Linked DNA regions of Homo sapiens: regions 2 and 3 are each linked to region 1. A link is an interaction called in ENCODE POLR2A ChIA-PET data of the cell type or tissue named here. Cell type or tissue: PC-9. All regions are shown on one strand. Each heading gives the region's core, and the rest is flanking DNA. Links, peaks and the distances in the headings are about the cores only. Region 1 has its middle 99 kb from the start of TRD-GTC1-1. Region 2 has its middle 32 kb from the start of DEPDC4. Region 3 overlaps TMPO (thymopoietin).

Region 1 (8,352 bases), core at 4,353-8,352:
TCCTACTACAGGGCCTCTGCATGACCATTTCCTTTCTCATGGAAAAAATACCATCCTTGTTCTTCTGTTTCTTCACCTTCCTCTTACCACAGGGCCTCTGCATGACCATTTCCTTTCTCACGGAATTGACCTTCTGACCTCTTTGCGTTGCATAACTCCTATTATCATTTAGATGTCAGCTATCATCACTGCTTTATACAAATCTTTTCTGATGTCCTTGTACAGTTCAAACCTATTACACGCTCCCAGACCAGGATGCACCTCCTTTTATGGTGTCATCATCATTGCTGTAGTTACACATTTATTTGTGTGATCAGCTAATTCATATCCATCTCCCCCACTAGACTGTAGTCTTTATGGGCCATGAGACTGTCTCTTTTCACTCACTGTTACATCTCCTGTGTCAAACACTGATTCATTATGGGTGCTTAATAGATATTTCTTGCATGAGTGAGCAAATGAATACCAAAGCCAGTAGATTTCAGAAAAAGTTGGGTAGAAGCGGTGTGGCATGGTGGAAAGAGGACTGGCCTAATGTCAAGAGCCCAGAGCACTACACTTACTAAGTCAATAAACCAAGTATTAATCTGACCTCCTATGAGCTACACACAGTGGATACCCAGGTTGGTGAGAAGACTAAGATGCCATCTTTGCCCTTGAGGACTTCATTGTCTGCTTAGGGAAACAGAAACACAAATTGGTCCTTAAAATACATTGTGGTAGGTACCATGATGAACATATCAAAGTCACGGTGTGTGTGTGTAGGTGTGTATGCATAAACAATAGCATTGACTTTAGCTTGGGTGGTTAGGTCAGGCATCACAGAGGAGATCCCTTTCACTTGGGTCTTTAAGGGCAACAGGAGTTTGCTTTTTGACTCTGGGAAAATAATTCATCCTCACTCATTCCACAAATAATTTTGAGAACCAATCAATAGGGATTATTATTTAATTTTCTGAAGACTCAGGTTTTTCATCTGTAAAAGTGGCAATGATGCATTTTTTTTTGAGAGAGCATCTCCCTCTGTTGTTTACACTAGAGTGCAGTGGCGTGATCACGGCTTATTGCAGCCTTGACTTCCCAGGCTCAAGCAGATCCTCCTACCTCAGTCTCCTGAGTCACTGGGACTACAGGCATGAGCTACCATGCCCAGCAAATTTTTATTTTTTTTGTAGAGATAAGGTATCTGTATGTTGCCCAGGCTGGTCTTGAACTCCTGGGCTCAAGCAATCCTCCCATATTGGCCTCCCAAAGTGCTTGGATTACAGGTGTGAGCCACTGCGCCACCAGGCAATGATGGAGTTTTCCCTGCCTACTTCACAGGGCTTGTGGTGGTTTGGTATCGGAACTCATCATCATCCTTTCCAACCTCCATAGGGCACCTTCCAGAACAACAGAAACTGGAAAGGTAGGCATTGCATTTCCAAGACTCTCTTGCAGCTAGGGTTACAACCATGATTTAGATTTCTCCTAGTTCCAATAACTCATCATATGAAAGATGGACTTTAGGTGGAAGCCATCTTCTTGTTGCTTTGCTGGTTTGACTGTTTGGGCTGGTGAGCCTGGTCACAGAGGCATTTTCCCCCTGCAGCAATGTTCCAGTGCTTACTACCTAGTTCTGAGGGTGCTGAGAGGGATCTGCAGCACCAATGACTTCCTGATCCTTGTTTTGCAAGCTCAGTGGTATGTCCTTGAATTCAATAGTTCCAGGAGTGGCCTCTCCGTGGACCCTTGTAACTGATTCTGGCAAAGTGGGGGCCAGTTCAACAGTGTTGTTTAGGTGGTCATTCCTGGAGGCCCAGTTTAGAACCCATTCTTCTAGCCCTCCAACAATTTTGTAAGAGATGAATTTTTTTGGGCCGGGTGCGGTGGCTCACGCCTTTAATCCCAGCACTTTGGGAGGCTGGGGCAGGCAGATCATGAGGTCAGGAGATTGAGACCATCCTGGCTAACACGGTGAAACCCTGTCTCTACTAAAAATACAAAAAATTAGCCAGGCGTGGTGGCAGGTGCCTGTGGTCCCAGCTGCTCAGGAGGCTGAGGCAGGAGAATGGCGTGAACCCGGGAGGCGGAGCTTGCAGTGAGCCGAGATCGCACCACTGCACTCCAGCCTGGGTGATAGAGCGAGACTCCATCTCAAAAAAAAAAATAAAAATAAAAATAAATAAATAAAAAAAGATGAATTTTTTGGATTAAAATTTTTCTGATTAAAATAACTGGAGTGCTGTCTTCAGTCTCCTTTTACTGAAGTCTAACTCATAAAAGGCTAGTGTGCTGTACCAGTGAGGCAATAAGTGTAGAAGCACTGTTCATTCATAATTTATTCAATAGATACTTTTTGAGTATCTACTATGACCAGATACCGAGCTCAGCGCTTGGAAATACAACAGTGAATAAGAGAATACAGTCCTTGAATCATGGAGCTTATGCCCTAGGGGAGGAAGCAAACAGGAAATAAGTGAAAAACACTTAAGATAATTACAGATGGTGACAAATGTTATGAAGAACATATAAAAGGGATTGAGCTAGAGGATACAAGGCAGTGGGAGGAGGAGAACTTAGAGAAATCGGAATAGATGTCTCTGAAGAAGTGACAACTAAAGAAGCAGTTATATGAATGTGTGTGCGCGTATGTCCATGCACGTGCACGTGTGCACAAATTCATGTGCATAGCCAGGGTAGCAAGAATACTCCAAGCAGAGGGAACAGCATACGCAAAGGCTCAAGGTTATTGTATAAACAGCGATATTGCTGGCTTGAAGGTGAAAACTTCCTAAACTGGGTGGGTAAGCTCAAGGCGACATTGTAAAGCCTGTGGTTTATTGTTAGTATTTCCTGTTGGCCCTTTCAGCTCATTCTCTTACCTAAACAGCTCCTTCCACAACACTTCTGGAAACTTCTGCTGCCCATTCAATAAACTCATTCACTCAACACATATTTATGGAGCACTTGCCATGTCTCAGAGTGGTGCTGTGCACTGAGAATAGATATATACATAACAAAGACATAGTCTCTGCCCTTGAAGAACTTACAGGCTCCATCTGGGCCTGCCAATCTGCAGGTTTTAGACACTTTACTTCCTTTCTGTCCTTATTAAAGTGACTAGTCCTGTGTCCCAACCTCAGAACTCAGCTGACCTGCTAGCCAGGTTTCTAAAAATACACTGGCAATTTAATTCCACTCCATACTCCTCTTAGCATATGGTGGTTGTCAAATGAACATGGCATGCAGAAGGGAATGCAATTGCAAGCCCAGGAAAAGACTTGGCAGGGGGACCTTATTTTGGTGAATTTACCGGAGTCCAAGATTTAGTCCGCAGCCTTGTAGTCTCAGAGACCTGACTGGCCAAGGGTACCTGAGAGCAGATTCATCTTTCTTGGATGGGCACATGAACCAAGTCCACAGAGAGTCATCAGTGAAACCAGAAAGACTCTTCTTAATCTCCATCAAGAACTATTAATGTCAAGCAAACTGGCCACTGGACTTTAGGTGTGTCTTGACCCAGAACATTCTTTCCCTAAAGGCACGCTACAGGGGAAGGCACAGAAGACATTGCTTGGTAAACTTGGAATCAGTACCAGGGTGTGAGTACTGTGCTTAATGACACGGTTTCTGCTTTGTGCTCTTCCTTGCCAGAAAAATGCTTGCTCTAGGGCTCCTTGGGCAGTGGCTCAGTGGCATCTGCCTCAGTGGCTCCCCTTTTCCATACTCCTGGGGTCAGTCAATCCCACTTCCGAGTCACAGTTTTCTGGATGTGTCAACAAAGGGATGCACTTATATGCTATCCTTGCCATCATTCACCCCTTGTGTGCATGGCAGACATTACTAATCAATTGTAGCTCTCTTTCCTGCTAGACTCAGAAGAAGTCTCAAAAATCCTTCTCTATGCAGCACTCCAGGGAACCAGTCATTTGACTGGAATTGGCATGTTGAATGTAAAAGACTTGTCTCCTTGGGTCATAAGTTTGGTTAGAGTCTATCCTTGCTTATGATGACTTACATACCGATGTTCCTTTTTATTCCCAGAGGGCAAGTCCAAATTCTTGTTGGGGAGCATGACTGCCCTTCATGTACCACTTCCATGAGATAATTACCATTTTACTAAGACCTTCAATGTTTTCATTTATTCATTCTGTGAATATCTATGGGGAGCTATTCAGTGCCAGGTTCTGGGTCTTACTGATGAACACTGCTGTCCTGAGGCTTAGGGTTGAGAGGCCAGAACCTAGGAATGGTTCTTAAGATAGAAACTTGAAGCAGACCCACTGCAGAGCCCATACTGGGTTCCAGTGCTCCCCCAGAAGCAGGCACCTGTTTTCCTCAAGGTACGGGTTGTCCTTTGAAACTCTGGCATCCAAACCCATTACAGATGAGTTCCTTTCAGATTATAAGTTTTATTTTCTCCTTTGAGTTGTGTCCCCAGGGGGCCCATTCTTATTTACAAAACTATGCAATGGTGCCTGAACTTGGTTCCTGGAACACAAGGCTTTTAACGAAGTGACAATCACATGTCCCCTTGCCGTCCAAAGAAAACCACAGAAGGAAAGGTGTTTAAATATTCTCCCAATATCCCAATAAATGTCTGTTATAATGTATTAAAATAAGGAGAGGAAGCAATAAGTTCACTCCACAAGTCAAAAAGTAGTAGGACAAACAAACAAACAATATCCCTTAGGAGGAAGTGAATAACCTAGAAGGAACAGAGCCTGTTGAAAGGGGAGGACCAGCTGAGTGGGTTAAAAATAGCAGGAAAGCGAGCACTGCTGCCGAGCCTCCTTTTCCTGCCTCCTCCCTGTGGATGAGACAATATGTTAAGGCTAATGGGTTAGGGAAAGTTACTGCACAGGCAACTCTGTCTGCCATCCGCTCTGAGTCCCCACTGTGTAGTTCCTGCTTCCTGTGCTGGGGAGAGGCCAGCACTTCGCCTGTGTCCTGTGGTGTTCTTCTGTTGACAGGTGACGTGGGGCTCAGATATTTGCAGCTGGGGGCCTCTCTACCAGTTTCTTCCTCTCACTTCCTTCCAGAAAAGTTTGTCCTTGGAAATGATGGGTATTTAGAAGTGGCCTACTTTCATGTCAAGGAAGAAAGTAAGAGAGAGAGAGAGAGAGAGGAGAACGGAGGTAAAGGAAAAGCAGAAAGAGGCATTATAACAGAATATTAAGGGCTTGGGTCAAGGGGTCCGACCTGGGTTCAAATTCTGAATTTGCCATTTACTAGCTTTGAGTTGCTGGACATGCTATTTAACCTCCCCAAGCTTCAGTTTCTTCCTTTATAAAATGGAGATAATTATTGGTCACAAGGAGTTGTAAATGAGATGAAAGCAAAAAGCCTGGGAGGCAGCAAGGACTCAAAACTGGTGTCTATCACAATCATGATGTCATGCTGGTGCTGTTGCTATTGATAATGGTGACACTGACAACCACCTCTTGGGGCTTTGGTTTTGTTATTAATGAGTGACTTGGACCAGGCAGTCCATGAAATCCCTTCTGAGAGTCCACACTTTCATGTTGAAGAGCAACAAGACATGGTAGGTTTAAAATAAAAGACAAGCATGATTGACATTTGAATAGTACATCAGGCTTGCGAGTCACTTTTCTATACATTTTCATTAGAACCCCATAGCAATTCAGTGACTAGTGGTAATGACTCCAGTTTACAGACAAGGAAACTGAGGGTCAGAAAAGTCAAGTGATCGACTTGACTTGATCAACTCAAGGTCATGAGGTTACAAAATGGTGGAATCAAGACCCATCTGTCCAACACGATACCAGAGTGCATTTAAGGTTCCCTGAACTGGCATTCACATCTATACCACTGTGTTTCTGCTCATCCTCTTTCCTCGGCCTAGAACATTCTCCCCATCAAAATGTCCCTTCCCAAATTCTATCAGTGCCTCTTCTAGGCTTTGAGAGCATGTACTGTGTACACGCTGCTATCACTGCATTTCATCCCCTATGGCTGTCCCCTTCACTGCACGGGGCAGCCCTGTAAGACAGAACCCAGTTTGTATTTATCTTTCCATTCCTAGTTCCTGTCACATCATCTGACGTGTAATAGGTTATCCATAAATTTTCAACCAGTGAAATGTGTATAAATGATGCACATTGCCCATCAGCCTGGCTGGGCACAGAGATATATTTGATGTGGTATAAAAATATTGGGAAATCAATCCATTTTTGAGATGGCCTACATGAATCATCATTAAAAAAATAAGACCTCAGTCTTTGAAACTTGTATAACATTTTTTTTTGAAACCCATTAAAAATGACAATCCCCCTTCTTGGAAATTTTGGTTAGTCACTGTTTTCAAGGTGGCATTCAGAACTAAAATTACATCTGAAGGGCTAAATTAGATGAATATCATTCAATTCCAGGTAGACCACAAACAGAGACCAACACAAAATGATGTGTTGTGAGTGATGCGTTTGATGGAGACCTTACTTCTTTAAGGTCTGTTTTTATTTCTTTCTCATCCTGGGCTTATGGATCATTTATTTTATCCCCCGAAGGCTCAGTCTGATGGTTGTTTTAGAGTACTCTGATAAGATTTTAAATGTCACAGCTCTGTGGAGGAGGAGGCGATTCAAGGTTAATGAGAACCCAGACCACACTGAGTGTAAATCCAGCCTTTGGATTGACAGCCATGGGTGACAGAGACTGGAAATGCCTGTGCACAAATAATGGATGCAGTTTGACCTTTACCTGTTGAAGCAAATGAGCTGACTCATTCTGAGCTAGATAGAACTCTGCTGGGATTAAAGTTTCAGGAAGATCAGCTGGTGATTAAGTTGTGATGGTCAGAGCCAAAGAATCCGAGAGCCAGAAGGGACCTTGAGGGATCTCTTGTGTGTGTGTGTGTATATATATATATGTGTGTGTGTGTGTGTGTTTGTGTGTGTATTACATGTGCATATGCATATATATATTTGTGTATATATAATACATATATGTGTATGTATGTGTATTGCCATCTCATCCCCTCTATGCTTAAGGCATTTAAGCATAGAAGGATTTGCAGAGATATACTCAAGGGATTTGTGAAACCCATGAAATTGTGTGCAAAATGTAGTGTGCATATGTACAATTTTCACCATCTTCTCAAAATAGGTCCCTGTATGGTGGATCGTTTCTTCCCCATTCTTTTTTTTTTTTCTGTTTTCTTTTTTTCTTCCCCATTCTTTATTTACTGTTGAGGAGAAGGAATTTTTATTTTACTCCCCAGAAGCATACAGCATGGGAACATTCCCTCGGCCACCTGGCTCACTCCTCCCGGGGGGCCATTTCTCTGGTTAGGGAAGGAAGTGAGAGTGCTTGGGTCAAGGGGTCTTGCTTCTAAGTGCCTGCTTGGCTCCTCTCCAGCTGCATGGGTGTGTGATCTGTGTGGCTGCACAGGGCACTGTGTTCAGAAGGGCCTCATGCTTGGTTTAATGCCCTGCTGTTGCCCTTTTGAAATTATTAACAACTTTTGGACAAGGGGCCCCACGTCTTCATTTGGCACTGGTCCTTGAAAATTGTGCGGCCAGTTCTGCCTGAGAGGGCATATTGTCATCTGCTCTCCAATAAGGGGAAGGCTCTGCCCTTGCGAGGGGAGGCCTGACGTTTTGGAGGAGTAAATTTCAATTTACAAGGGATGCTTTAGGAAGCCCCTTTGACTATAGAACCAAGGTTTGCTCTCCCCCTAGCTCCATTGGCATGGTGGGTGTTTGAGAGGCAGCATTGCATGGTGGTTATAAGTGTGGGCCACTACTGGGTACAAATCCCAGTTCTGCCACCTTCTAGGTGTACGACCTTGGGCAAATGATTCAACTTCATGTGCCTCAGTTTCCTATCCTGTAAAGCTTGGGTAACACTATTAAATGACTTAACATATCTAAGTACTCATGGTTCCTAGAACATAATGTTATTAATAATAGCTATTATAATTTTATCACCAGGACTCCTGTACCTTACTTATTACTTGATTTGGAATTCAGAAGGGGAAGACAGGGAGTGACTTATGGGGCTCTCTAAAACCTCAGCAGACCCTATGTCTTGAAACAGAGTAAGAACTGCTGTTAGTTTATTTATTTATTTTTTTGAGACAGGTTCTTGCTCTGTCGCCCAGGCTGGAGTGCAGTGGTGCGATCTTGGCTCATTGCAGCCTCTGCCTCCTGGGTTCAAGCGATTCTCCTGCCTCAGCCTTCCAAGTAGCTGGGACTACAGGCATGAGTGACTATGCCCAGCTACACTGTTAGGTGTTTAAAGAAGAGTCTCTCCCTGCCCTCAAGGAGCTTGTAAATTCATAATCTAAAAACTGACACTCTGGGGTAACAGGGGATAAGAACTTTATAAGAGTTAAAAATTAAATCCTTT
Region 2 (8,352 bases), core at 2,566-6,565, 1.8 Mb before region 1:
TATATTTATATATTTCCTAAATTTTGCTTTTACCTTATGGATAAACTATTAAATATCCCAATGTTATATTAACATAAGAGCATTGGCTGGATGTGGTGGCTCATGCCTATAATCCCAGCACTTTGGGAGGCTGAAGTGGGTAGATGCCTTGAGCCCACGAGTTCCAAGACCAGCCTGCACAACATGGCAAAACCCCATCTCTAGTAAAAATGCAAAAATTAGCCAGGTACAGTGGTGGGTGCCTATAGTCCCAGCTGCTCAGGAGGCTAAGGTAGGAGGATCACTTGAGCCCAGGAGCAGAGGTTGCAGTGAGCTGAGATTATGCCACTGCACACCAGCCTGGGCAAAAAAAAAAAAAAAAAGCACTAAGCTAGATGACTTTTAAGTTCTTCCTACTTAAAAAAAAAGAAAGGCTGGGTGTGGTGGCTCACACCTGTAATCCCAGCACTTTGGTAGGCCAAGGCAGGCAGATGACCTGAGATCAGGAGTTCGAGACCAGCCTGGCCAACATGGTGAAACCCCGTCTCTACTAAAAATACAAAAAATTAGCCGGGAGTGTTGGTGCATGCCATCTACTTGGGAGGCTGAGGCAGGAGAATTGCTTGAACCCGGGAGGCAGATGTTGCCGAGATGGTGCCATCGCACTCCAGCCTGGGTGATGGAGCGAGACTCTGTCAAAAAAAAAAAAAGCAACCCAATTATATGACACTGGAAGATAAAACTGCCCTAATCTGCATATTTTTTTTTTTTAAGTTGGGGAGGAAGTTAGTATACTTCCAGTGGAAGACCTGAGAGGGTACCTGAAGAGATACCGGGAAAATATTGGAAACATGCCACCAAGCCCTCTTCGATAGAAGTCTCCTTATTTGGAAAGTTGCCATTTTAATGTTCAGTGTGAATCAGGTAGGGATTTGCTAGTCATCACTATGAATGGTGGATACTTTGACAAATGCTTTAAGGATATTACCATGTTGTTGCGTCTGCTGTTCAGAAAATTATAACCTTAGACAAATATCTTTGCACTGAGCCTCAGTTTTTTAAAAATCTCTAAAATAAAAATACACATGCACAGATTTGTATTTTTAAGATCGAGCTATTCCTTTAATAGTTTAAGGTTGAAACAAAGAAATAAAAAATGAAATAAATTAAAAAAAATTTTTTAAGATTGGGCCAGATAATACCAAAGGTACCTTCCAACTCTTCGATGGATAACAGTCATCTGTCCATCTGTAAATAGTGGGTTCGTGAGGGAGAATCTGTGATGTGGTAACAGGAATATGGGCTCTGAAGTCTACAATTCAATGCAATTTCCATTAAAATACTACCATCATTCTTTACAGAACTAGAAAAAATAAAAATCCTAGGCTAGGTGCAGTGGCTCACACCTGTAATCCCAGCACTTTGGGAGGCCAAGGTGGGTGGATCACCTGAGGTCAGGAGTTCGAGTCCAGCCTGGCCAACATGGTGAAAACCCATCTCTACTAAAAATACAAAAATTAGCTGGGTGTGGTGGCACACGCCTGTAGTCCCAGCTACTTGGGAGGCTGAGGCAGGAGAATCACTTGAACTTGGGAGGTGGAGGTTGCGGTGAGCCGAGATCACGCCACTGCACTCCAGCCTGGCTGGCAACAGAACGAGACTCTGTTTCAAAAAAAAAAAAAAAGAAAAAGAAAATCCTAAAATTCATATGGAAAGAAAAAAGAGCCTGCATAGCCAAAGCAAGACTAAGCAAAAAGAACAAATCTGGAGGCATCACAGTACCTGATTTTAAACTATACTATAAGGCCATAGTCACCAAAACAGCATGGTACTAGTATAAAAATAGGCACATAGACCAATGGAACAGAATAGAGAACCCAGAAATAAACCCAAATACGTATAGCCAACTGATCTTCGACAAAGCAAACAAAAACAGAAAGTGGGGAAAGGACACCCTCTTCAACAAATGGTGCTAGGATAATTGGCAAGCCACATGTAGGAGAATGAAACTGGATTCCTCATCTCTCACCTTATACAAAAATCAACTCAAGATGGATCAAGGACTTAAATCTAAGAACTGAAACTTTGAAAATTCTAGAAGATAACATGGGAAAAACTCTTCTAGACATTGGCTTATGCAAAGATTTCATGACCAAGAACCCAAAAGCAAATACAATAAAAACAAAGATAAATAGGTGGGACTTAATTAAACAAAAGCGCTTTTGCACAGCAAAAGGAACAGTCTGCACAGTAAACAGAGAACCCATAGAGTGGGAGAAAATCTTTATACATCTGACAAAGTGCTAATATCCAGAATCTACAAGGAACTCAAACAAATCAGTAAGAAAAAAACAATCCCATCAAAAAGTGGGCTAAGGACATGAATAGAAAATTCTCAAAAGAAGATATACAAATGACCAACAAACATATGAAAAAATGCTCAACATCACTAGTAATTAGGGAAATATAAATCAAAACCACAATGCAATACTACCTTACTCCCACAGAATGGTCATAATAGAAAAATAAAAAAAAAATAGATGTTGGCATGGATGTGGTGAACAAGGAACACTTCTACATTACTGGTGGGAATGTAAACTAGTACAGCCACTATGGAAAACGGTGTGGAGATTCCTTAAAGAACTAAAAGTAGAACTATCATTTGATTTAGCAATCCCACTACTGGGTATCTACCCAGAGGAAAAGAAGTCATTATACCAAAAAGATACTTGCTCACACATGTTTATAGCACCACAATTCACAATTGCAAAAATACGGAACCAGCCCAAATGCCCATCAATCAACAAGTGGATAAACAAAGTGTGGTATATGCATACAATGGAATACTATGCAGCCATAAAAAGGAATGAATTAAGGGCATTCGCAGCAACCTGGATGGGATTGGAGACCATTATTCTATGTGAAGTAACTGAGGAATGGGAAACCAAACATCGTATGTTCTCCTTCATAAGTGGGAGCTAAGCTATGAGAATGCAAAGGCCTAAGAGTGATACAGTGGGCCAGGCATGGTGGCTCATGCCTGTAATCCCAACACTCTGGGAAGCTGAGGCAGGTGGATCACCTAAGGTCAGGAGTTCAAGACCAGCCTAGCCAACATGGTGAAACCCGTCTCTACTAAAAATACAAAAATTAGCCAGGCGCAGTGGCGGGCACCTGTAATCCCAGCTACTTGGGAGGCTGAGATAGGACAATTGCCTGAACACAGGAGATGGAGGCTGTAGTGAGCCGGGATCATGCCACTGCACTCCGGCCTGGGTGACAGAGCAAGACTCCATCTTGGGGGAAAAAAAAAAAAGAATGATACAGTGGAGTTTGGGGACTTGGGGGTGAAAGGGTGGGAAAGGGGTAAGGGATAAAAGGCTACAAATTGGGTTCAGTGTATACTGCTGGGGGGATGGGTGCCCCAAAATCTCACAAATCACCACTAAAAAGCTTATTCATGTAACCAAATACCACCTGTTCCCCAAAAACCTATGGAAATGAAGAATTTTTAAAAAGAGAATAAAAAAAAAAAAAAAACCTTAAAAGAAAAAAAGAATATGGGCTCTGGAATCATAGACCTGGATTTACGATTTGACCTGTTTGGGTTAAAAGGGAAAATACTATCAGATGAGTATTCTAGATTAGGATAAAATATAGTTTAGAAATAGAATTACCAGAAGTCAGAGTTGTTAAGCATACTTTAAATATCTTATTTTGTTATCATTTAAATTGAGTATTTCCTACAACATTCTCTAATGGAGCTTATTTTTATCAACGTGTACATATATATGTATATGTATGTGTATATACATATATATATATACACACACATACATCCATACTACTACTCAATGAAACTTGTAAACAGTGAAACGTTTGTAAACAATGAAACTTGTTTACAAAGAAACTGACTTCTACTGAATAGTTTTTGAAGGTTCTGAGGCATTAATTTCCAAAGGGAAATTTCTAACCAAGCATTGCCATGCCACCTAGTGACAGCTTCATAAAGCACAGTTATTAGGCTTAAAAAGAATTAAGTTCCCAAGGGTATCATCATTCAATGTTAGGCTAAACAGTTTGGAGGGACTTACGTGTAAAGCATTTTTTTCTCTGTATAAATAAATCCAGCTTCAATTACTGGAAAGCTTTGCTCCTGATAGAATATTCAGTAAATTTCCATGACCATTAACGGTCTGATTCATAACACTTGAGACTGTTTAAACTTCTTAGATTATTCGGTCTCTACGAGATGACAAAGATTGTTTGCTTGACCAAACTTTAGTCAGGCTCCTGAATCTTCTTCTAGTCCCATCTGTGCTCTTCCTTGTAAAATCCCATTTTAGCAAAGAACCCTGCTGTGTCAGTTTAGCAAGAAGCCCCCACCGTCAATATCTGATCATACTCAATATCCAATCAGGTTCCTCATCCTTCATCATTCCCCAAAGGTTATGTGTCATCATCCTGGCCAGTCTTCAGCGAGAATCCTGTTAGGTCAGTTCAGCCAGAATCTCCCTTACCCTTGAGGTTTTTCTCTGAGTAATTTTCCATTCATTGACCCCTGACCTGCTTCTTGGCTATAAATTCCCACCACTTGGCCATGCCGTACCCAGATTTGAGGCTAGTATCTCTCTCTGACTGCAAAATCCCATAGCAGTGGTCCCTGTACCTATTTTGATGGTCCTGAATAAAATCATCTTTTAACAAGTATCATTGAACAATTTTTTTTGTTGACAGGTACTATCCACATAAATAAAAGTTTGGTTTTTTGTTTGTTTGTTTCTGGAGACAGGGTCTAACTCTGTCACTCAGGCTGAAGTGCAGTGGTGTAATCATGGCTCACCACAGCCTCAACCTCCTGGGTTCAAGTGATTCTCCCACCTCAGCCTCCTGAGTAGCTGGGACTACAGGCACATGCCACCAAGCCCAGCTAGCTTTTTTTTAAGAGACAGGGTTTCGCCATGTAGCCCAAGCTCATAAAAGATTTTCTAACTCCAAAAAAAATTTTTTTTTGAGACAAAACGTTTTTCTTCTTATATAACTTTTATACATAAAGAATTCAAGACTGAAATCTGTTATTGAGATCTTTTTCCTGGAAATCTTTCCTTCCGGTACACTCTACAAGTAGATTGCAAGTGCTTCTATTTGCTGATTCCTTGCATGCTAAAAAGATTTTTGGAACACAAAAACCAAAAAAGTTGGGGCTGAAGCCTCATCTCTGATGCTTAGCAACCCTATAACCAATGATGCTACCTAATAATTCATTCATGAGTATAATCATTCAGCTTTTCAGCTATGCCAGGTATGATGTAGGAGACATAAAGTGGATGTCATAGTCCCACCCTTGGAAAAGTAACTCTAATACAAAGAACATAAACATGACATTAACAACGTAGTAATGTATAGAGGTATGAAGACAGAACTCTATACAACTATTTTATTATGGCATCTGAAAGAGAAGCAGTATTTAAAGTTGGTCGTGAAATCTGAATGGGAGTTAGAATTTGTAACAGCATCTCTGGAAGAGGGACGAGAATGTTTAAAGGGACTGGGTTGCCGAGAACATTTTATACATATTTCCATCTTTCAGGGGGCTGTATGCATATGCATACATGAAAATTATATATATGTATGTATATAGGAGTGGCAGCTTGGGTTAGAAAGATGAGGAGTTGAGAGTAAATTTAACTTTGATATGTTTAGGGTGAGATACTTGTGAACATCTAAATTGAAGGTGTGGTAAAGCATAAACTTCAAAATTAGACCCACCTGTGTTTGACTCGCAAGTCCACTACCTAATGTGACCTTGAACAGTTTACTCGTTGTTTTGAACCTAGGTTTTCTCATTTGCAAAATGGAGCTAGTATACAATTGTTGCAGTTAGGATTAAATGATATGTACATACATTGCCTGTCACAGGTTACACTATTTTAATAAGTGCTATCCTCTCACCCGCCAGGCCTGTTTCTTTTTTTGTGTTTGTTTTGTTTTGTTTTGTTTTGTTTTTGAGATGGAGTTTCCCTCTTGTTGCCCAGGCTGGAGTGCAATGGCGCGATCTCGGCTCACCACAACCTCCTGCCTCCCAGGTTCAAGCGATTGTTCTGCCTCAGACTCCCAAGTAGCTGGGATTACAGGCATGCGCCACCACGCCTGGCTAATTTTGTATTTTTAGTAGAGATGGGGTTTCTCCAAGTTGGTCAGGCTGGTCTCAAACTCCCGACCTCAGGTGATCCGCCCACCTTGGCCTCCCAAAGTGCTGGGATTACAGGCGTGAGCCACCGTGCCCAGCCTTAGGCCAGTGTTTCTCAAAGTGGCCCAAGGTCTACCTGCACCAGAATCACCTGGAGTGCTTGTTACACAATGACGCCTTTCCATACCTAATAAATTAATTTACTGAGATGGAGCTTGAAACTCTGAAATTTAACCGTCACATTGGAGTTGTGAGGTATATAAATTATGTTAATTAACCCATATACAAAGATTTTTTTTTTTTTTTGAGACGGAGTCTTGCTCTGTCGCCCAGGCTGGAGTGCAGTGGCGCGAACGTGGCTCACTGCAACCTCCACATCCTGGGTTCAAGCTATTCTCTAGTCTCAGCCTCCCTAGTAGCTGGGATTACAGTTGCGTGCCACCATACCTGGCTAATTTTTGCATTGTTTTTTAGTAGAGACAGGGTTTCACCATGTTGGCCAGGCTGGTCTCAAACTCCTGACCTCAGGTGATCTGCCTGCCTTGGCCTCCCAGAGTGCTGGGATTACAGGCGTGAGCAACTGCACCTGGCAAAGACTTCTAATTACACAACTGTTCACTGACTCAAGTTTCTATTAGCATTTTCCTTTAGGCTAAAAATATGAAACCACTTAACCTTTTGTCAGAAAGAATATGATACTTCGAAAGTTAAAAATGAATATATGAGACATTTTCCTAATAATTCTTTTTTTTTTTCTGAGGCAGGATCTCTCTCTGACACCCATGCTGGAGTGCAGTTGTGTGATCTCAGCTCACTGCAACCTCTGCCTCTCAGGTTCAAGCGACTCTCCCGCCTCAGCCTCCTGAGTAGCTGGTACTACAAGCGTGACCCACCACACCTGCCTAAATTTTGTATTTTTAGTAGCAATAGGGTTTCACCATTTTCCTAATTCTTAAAGTGCAAGTTCAGAGTAAAACTAGGTGCTTTAAAGATGGCTCAAGGATGCTAAATACTAACCATTAAATTAGCAACAAAAAGTTAATAAAACATTAAAATTGACAAAGATATTTTGATAAAGTTATTCCTTTGTTTTATTTGTTGTGTGTTTTATTGTAAGATTGTCACTAGGGGCCAGACATGGTGGCTCACACCTGTAATACCAGCACTTTGGGAGTCTGAGGCAGGCAGATTGCTCGAGCCCAGGAGTTGGAGACCAGCCTGGGCAACATGGCAAAACCCCATCTCTACAAAAAATTTGCCAGGCGTGGTGGTGGACACCTGTAGTCCCATCTACCCAGAAGGCTAAGGTGGGAAGATCACTTGCTGTGAGGAGTGATTGAGCCACTGCACTCTAGCCTGGATGACAGAATGTGACCCTGACACACACACACACACACACACACACACACACACACACACACACACACACACTCTAAAAAAATTTGCCGGGCACAGTGGCTCACACCGGTAATTACAGCACTTTGGGAGGCCAAGGCGGCTGGATCACTTGAGGTCAAGAATTCGAGACCAGCCTGGCCAACATGGTGAATCCCCGACTCTAATAAAAATACAAAAAAATTAGCCAGGTGTGGCGGGCGCCTGTATTCCCGTCTACTGGGGAGGCTAAAGCAGGCAGGTAGGATTGCTTGAACCCAGGAGGCAGAGGTTCCAGTGAGCGGAGATCGCACCACTGCGCTCCACTCTGGGCAACAGAGCGAGACTCATTCTCAAAAAAAAAAAAAGATTGTCACTAGAAACTATTTTAAGTTAGTTTAGGGCTTATACTTCAGAATAAAAGGGGTATAACTAGCAATTCAACTATTTTGAAGGCCGGGTGCCGTGGCTCACACCTGTAATCCCAGCACTTTGGGAGGCCGAGGTGGGCGGATCACCTGAGGTCGGGAGTTCGAGACCAGCCTGACCAACGTGGTGAAACCCCGTCTTGACTAAAAATACAAAAATTAGCCGGGCATGGTGACGCGTGCCTGTGATCTCAGTTACTCAGAAGGCTGAGGCAGGAGAATCACTTGAATCCAGGAGGCGGAGGTTGCAGTGAGCCAAGGTCGTGCCATTGCACTGCAGCCTGGGCAACAAGAGCGAAACTCTATCTCAAAAAAAAATTGAATAAATATATATTTAAATATATATTGAAAATGTGAGTGAACACAATTTGAAAAATGTTT
Region 3 (6,098 bases), core at 461-4,460, 120 kb before region 1:
GTAGTACAGAAAAACTAAATAATGCTTAAAATAAAAATAAAACATGGAAAAACAATCAATCAGGTTCAAATTATTTGTACATAATCCCCACTACCACGAGAATGTTCAAATTTACTATCAATAAAACATCCAGGAAATTCCAACTTTTCAAACCCGCCTGAGAGGTTTTCAAGAAATCTCTTTGGGCCAGGTGCAGTGGCTCATGCCTGTAATCCCAGCACTTTGGGAGACCAAGGTGGGTGGATCACTTGAAGTCAGGAGTTCGAGACCAGCATGGCCAACACGGTGAAACCCCGTCTCTTTTAAAAATGCAAAAATTAGCCGGGTGTGGTGGCACATGCCTGTAATCCCAGCTACCTGGGAAGCTGAGGCAGGAGAATTGCTTGAATCTGGGAGGCGGAGGTTGCAGTGAGTCGACATCATGCCACTGCCCTCCAGCCTGGGCGATAGAGCAAGACTCTGTCTCAAAAAAAATCTTAACTCTTTTTTTTTTTTCTTTTTCAAGGTGGAGTCTCTTAACTCTCTCGCCCAGGCTGGAGTGCAGTAGCGCCATCTTGCCTTGCTGCAACCTTCTGCCTCCCAGGTTCAAGCAACTCTCCTGCCTCAGCCTCCTGAGTATCTGGGACTACAGGTGCATGCCACCACGCCCAGCTAATTTTTGTACTTTCAGTAGAGACAGGGTTTCACCATTTTGGCCAGGCTAGTCTCAAACTCCTGAGCTCGTGATTTGCCCACCTCAGCCTTCCAAAGTGCTGGGATTACAGGCGTGAGCCACAGCACCCAGCCCAAAATCTTAACTCTTGTTACCTCTATTTGGAAAGGTCTTACCCATTTCTGATTCTTCACCTTGGGCCAGATAATCTGTTTGTAATTGTGTAGCCCAGGTGATCTGGATGCAGCATTGAGGCAAGCAACAGAAAGCAGACGCACTATCATCCTCATATTCTTATTCCAAGCATCTAAACATTTCTAAAAAGACTGATACAGGAATAGCCCCCTGATAAATGTTTTGTCAAATCTGGGGAAGGAAAAAGTAATTTATTTTTGAAAATCCATTTCTTATTAGAAATAACAGGCCTATCAAATCTAAGTAAAAACCAATTCTCGGCAGTGGCTCATGTCTGTAATTCTAGCACTTTGGGAGGCCGAGGAGGGAGGATCTCCCGTTGAGGTCAGGAGTTTGAGACCAGCCTGGCCAACACGGTGAAACCCCATCTCTACTAAAAATACAAAAATTAGCCAGGTGTGATGGCACACGCCTATAGTCCTAGCTACTCGGCAGGCTGAGGCTGGAGAATCACTTGAATTGGGGAGGCGGAGATTGCAGCGAGCCAAGATTGCGCCACTGCACTCCAGCCTGGGTGATAAGGCCAGACTTCGCCTAAAGAAAAAAAAGAAAGAAAGAAAATCAATTATATTTCCTTCAAACATAATGAAAAACATCAGCTGAACAAAGATATCTTAAATAAGTGACCAACAAATCTACATAAGGTAAGTCAGATAAATTAAAACCAAAAACGTGATTTTTTTTTTTTTGAGATGGAGTCTCACTCTGTTGCCCAGGCTAGAGTGCAGTGGCATGCCCTCCATCTCCCAGGTTCAAGAGATTCTCCTGCCTCAGCCTCCCAAGCAGCTGAAATTACAAGCGCGCAACACCATACCCGACTAACTAATTTTTGTATTTTTAGAAGAGACAGGATTTCACCATGTTGGCCAGGCTGGTCTCGAATTCCTGACCTCAGGTGATCCACCTGCCTCGGCCTCCCAAAGTGCTGGGATTACAGGTGTGAGCCACTGCACACAGTCAAACATGTGGTTTTTAATCTGTCAGGAAAAAAGTTCCAGAAAAGTGATGTCATTTTATAAATCTCAGATTTAATAAGGATAAAAAATTAGGAGACAGTGTGCTGTACATGATTAGCAGTTTCAGTCAGGAAAAAGGAAGCATCAGTTGCATTAAATTCTGCCTCCAGAAAGCTTTGTTCCTTTAAGTAGATCACTTAAGAGTTTCACTCAAAAATAGTACCTACTATGCTACCCGATGATCTCTAACGTATTTTTCAACTTCAAAACCCAACAGCTCTATGATATCACCGATGAGCTTCTCTAATTCCTTTAATCTCTACCTCTAGTATAAAGATGTTGAACCATAACAATATATTCTAGTGGGCACTTATTATGTATTACGTACTGAGTTGTGTTCCAAGTGTCTTTGCATTAACTTACAGAGTCCTAAAAATCTATGGAATAAAATGCTAATATCCCCATCTGACAACTCAGAAAACTGAGGTTCAAGCATGCTCTTCACTAACTCAGGAAATCTGCATGCTATGATATACATGTCACTTTCACTTATCTACCTTATTCGTTTCCCAAAATTATATTTTAGTAACATTGCACTATATTGCCCTGACATTAAAGACAAAAATTCAGAAATCATTTAATGGCTATTAATTACTAAGCACTAGACACTTCACATATGCAATGGCATGTACTCCTCAATCTGATTAAGTAGCTATTAGGTTATTCCTCTATTTCAGGTGAAAATAGAGGATCTTAGATTAAGACACTGTTCAGTGTCATATGAATAAGTGGCAGACCTGGAATTTGAATCTATAACTCTATTATTCACAAGTCTGTAAACTTAACACCTTATTATACAGTGGTGGTAAATTTGTGATTTAATTAACATTTCCTATTGGTAGCATGCTTTTATGTTCTTTTCCAGGTCTTCAAATATTTCCTATTGAGAATTCATAATTTGGCCAGGAGCAGCAGCTCACACCTACAATCCCAACGCTTTGGGAGGCCTAAGCAGGAGGATCCCTTGAGGCCAGGAATTCAAGACCAGCCTGGTCAACATAGTGAGACTATCTCTATAAAAATTTTAAAAATCAGCTAGGCATGGTGGCACACACCTGTAGTCCCAGCTATTCCAGAGGCTTGAGCCCAGGAGTTTGAGGCTGCAGTGAGCTATGATCATACCACTGCACTACAGTCTGAGGGACAGAGCGAGACCCTATCTCTTAAAAAAACAAACAAACACACAGACAGGCGTGGTGGCTCACGCCTGTAATCCCAGTACTTTAGGAGGCTAAGGGGGGCAGATCACAAAGTCAGGAAGGAGTTTGAGACCGGCCTGACCAACATGGTGAAACTGTCTCTACTAAAAATAAAAAAATTAGCTGGGCATGGTGGTGCACGCTTGTAATCCCAGCTCCTCAGGAGGCTGAGGCAGGAGAATCACTTGAACCCGGGAGGTGGAGGTTGCAGTGAGCCGAGATCGCGCCACTGCACTCCAGCCTGGATGACAGCGCAAGACTCCTTCTCAAACACACACTCATAATTCACCAGAACAGATCATTCAAGAATATTATGCTCCACTAGATCCAAATAGCTACACCTTCAGGCTCTGCCTCTTAAAACAAAAAGGCAGACTGCCAACTCTGTAAATGTTTATTTTTGTGTCCACAATCTAGGTAGTTTCAACACCTAAAAATATTGGTAGCAAGATACATAAAATAAAAAGCTTAGAAATAAGAAAACAAAATAAAAACAAAACTTTTAACATGCAAAGTTTTGTCACATTATACCAAGTGAATCCAAGAGACTATGGTAGAAGCTGAAATGAAACAATTTCTTATTTAATTAAAAATGTTCCCCATAGGCTGGGCACGGTGGCTCACGTCTGTAATCCCAGCACTCTGGGAGGCTGAGGCGGGAGGATCAGAAGATCAGGAGATCCAGACCATCCTGGCTAACACAGTGAAACTCCGTCTCTACTAAAAATACAAAAAAATTAGCCGGGGGTGGTGGCAGGTGCCACCACGTAGCCCCAGCTAATCGGGAGGCTGAGGCAGGAGAATGGCGTGAACCCAGGAGGCAGAGCTTGCAGTGAGTGGAGATCACGCCACTGCAGTCCAGCCTGGGTGACAGAGCGACACTCCGTCTCAAAAAAAAAAAAAAAAAAAAAAAAATTCCTCATAAACCCATGATTAAATAGAAGGTATATGCATGCAAATAGTTAATCTTGGCCAAATCCACATTAATGCTTGATTTGTCTTAAAATGTTAAAAATCTCCCTTATCTGCAACTCTCAAACATAATTTGGCTTTCTCCTATAATATAAATAAATATTCTTTTATTCCTTTTTACCACTCCATTATGCAGAAGATTATAAATATTCTTTAAGAAATATGACCTGGAGGCCGGGAGCGGTGGCTCATGCCTGTAATTCCAGAACTCTGGGAGGCCGAGGCGGGCAGATCACCAGATCAGGAGATAGAGACCATCCTGGCTAACAGTCTTTACTAAAAATACATAAAATTAGCCAGGCGTGGTGGCGGGCACCTGTAGTCTCAGCTAGGCAGAGCTTGCAGGGAGCCGAGATTGCACCACTGCACTCCAGCTGGGATGACAGACTGAGACTCCGTTTCAAAAAAAAAAAGGAAAAAAGAAATAAGACCTGGTATTGGCCGGGTGAGGTGGCTCACTCCTGTAATTCCAGCACTTTGGGAGGCCGAGGCAGGTGGATCACGAGGTCAGGAGTTCGAGACCAGCCTGACCAACATGGTGAAACCTTGTCTCTACTAAAAATACAAAAATTAACCAGGAGTAGTGGTGTGTGCCTGTAAGTAATACCAGCTACTCAGGAGGCTGAGGTAGGAGAATTGCTTGAATTTGGGAGGCAGAGGTTGCAGTGAGCCGAGATCATGCCACTGCACTCCAGCCTGGGTGACAGAGTGAGACTCCATCTCTCACACACACAGAAGGAAGGAAGGAAGGAAGGAAGGAAGGAAGGAAGGGAAAAATATGGTTGGCCGGGCGCGGTGGCTCATGCCTGTAATCCCAGCACTTTGGGAGGCTCAGGCGGGTGGATCAACTGAGGTCAGGAGTTTGAGACCAGCCTGGCCAAGATGGTGAAACCCCGTCTCCACTAAAAATACAAAAATTAGCCGGGCGCAGTGGTGGGCACCTGTAATCCCAGCTACTTGGGAGGCTGAGGCAGGAGAATCGCTTGAACCCGGGAGGCAGAGGTTGCAGTGAGCTGACATCACGCCACTGCACTCTAGGCTGCGTGACAGAGCAAGACTCCATCTCAAAAAAAGAAAAAGAAAAAAAGAAAGAAAGAAAAAAAAAGAAATATGACCTGGTATTATTTTTATATGGGGCTAAAAATGACCAAAACGTAAAATATAGTACATATAAGAGGAATTGACATGAATAATTTTACACATAAATTATTATAAATTTCTTTTCCTGTAAACTTAAAATTATTTTTTCCTATGGCTGATAAAAACATCGAACAGACTCCTAATTATAACTCACTTGTACTTAACGTACTTTAAAACAGAAAATGACGCTGACTACCAATATTTTTCTTCAAGTTGTTGGCATGGCTATTAAGCTCAGTCAAGGGTAAACACCTCTTGAGTTTTAAATACTCCAGGTAGAAGACATTTAAACCTGTAATTATGAAGTAAGTTTTCTTTATATGGATGAAATAATTAAATGAAACGTAAAGAGCTTAATTACCATGCCAATAGACCTACTAGGTACTCTAAAAAACATGACTTCTGGGCTGGGTGCCGTCGCTCATCCTTGCATTCCCAGCACTTTGGAAAGCCCAGGGGGACAGATCACCTGAGGTCAGGTGTTCCAGACCAGCCTGGCCAACATGGCGAAACCCCTTCTCTACTAAAAATACAAAAATTAGCCGGGTATAGTAGTATACGCCTGTAATCCCAGCTACTCGGGAGGTCGAGGCAGGAGAATCATTTGAACCCAGGAGGCAGAGATGAAATCGGGCCATTGCACTCCAACCTGGGCAATGGAGACTCCGTCTCAGAACAAAACAAACAAAACAAAATAACAACAACAAAAATTACTTCATTTTGGCTGGGCGCGGTGGCTCACGCCTGTAATCCCAGCACTTTGAGAAGCCGAGACGGGAGGATCACGAGGTCAGGAGATCGAGGCCATCCTGGCTAACACGGTGAAACCCCATCTCTACTAAAAATACAAAAAATTAGCTGGGGGGTGGTGGCGGGCGCCTGTAGTCCCAGCTACTCGGGAGGCGGAGGCAGGAAAATGGCATG

What was found. Peaks named below come from ENCODE experiments on the same cell type or tissue, not always from the same donor. Only the 100,000 strongest peaks of a DNase experiment are listed, where the experiment ranks them.
Region 2: POLR2A ChIA-PET joins it to region 1 with 6 read pairs; 1 of 35 experiments calls an interaction of 5 or more read pairs at or near these places.
Region 3: POLR2A ChIA-PET joins it to region 1 with 7 read pairs; 11 of 35 experiments call an interaction of 5 or more read pairs at or near these places.

What each region holds. Positions count from the first base shown.
Region 1 is chr12:98,400,641-98,408,992 of GRCh38, reverse strand. No RefSeq gene overlaps it. Among named protein-coding and RNA genes, the nearest start is that of TRD-GTC1-1, 99 kb to the left of the region's middle. RefSeq lists a silencer at 7,385-7,444. In PC-9, for the core only: no CTCF peak of the experiment used is centred there; a DNase peak (open chromatin) is centred at 6,742; H3K27ac peaks cover 1,938 bases.
Region 2 is chr12:100,230,519-100,238,870 of GRCh38, reverse strand. It overlaps a transcript of DEPDC4 not described here. Among named protein-coding and RNA genes, the nearest start is that of DEPDC4, 32 kb to the left of the region's middle. In PC-9, for the core only: CTCF peaks have their summits at 3,783 and 3,982 (motif pointing left); DNase peaks (open chromatin) are centred at 4,040 and 4,450; H3K4me3 peaks cover 712 bases; H3K27ac peaks cover 1,941 bases.
Region 3 is chr12:98,518,980-98,525,077 of GRCh38, reverse strand. The region is part of intron 1 of TMPO (thymopoietin); the gene reads right to left. Among named protein-coding and RNA genes, the nearest start is that of TMPO-AS1, 5.8 kb to the right of the region's middle. In PC-9, for the core only: no CTCF peak of the experiment used is centred there; no DNase peak of the experiment used is centred there.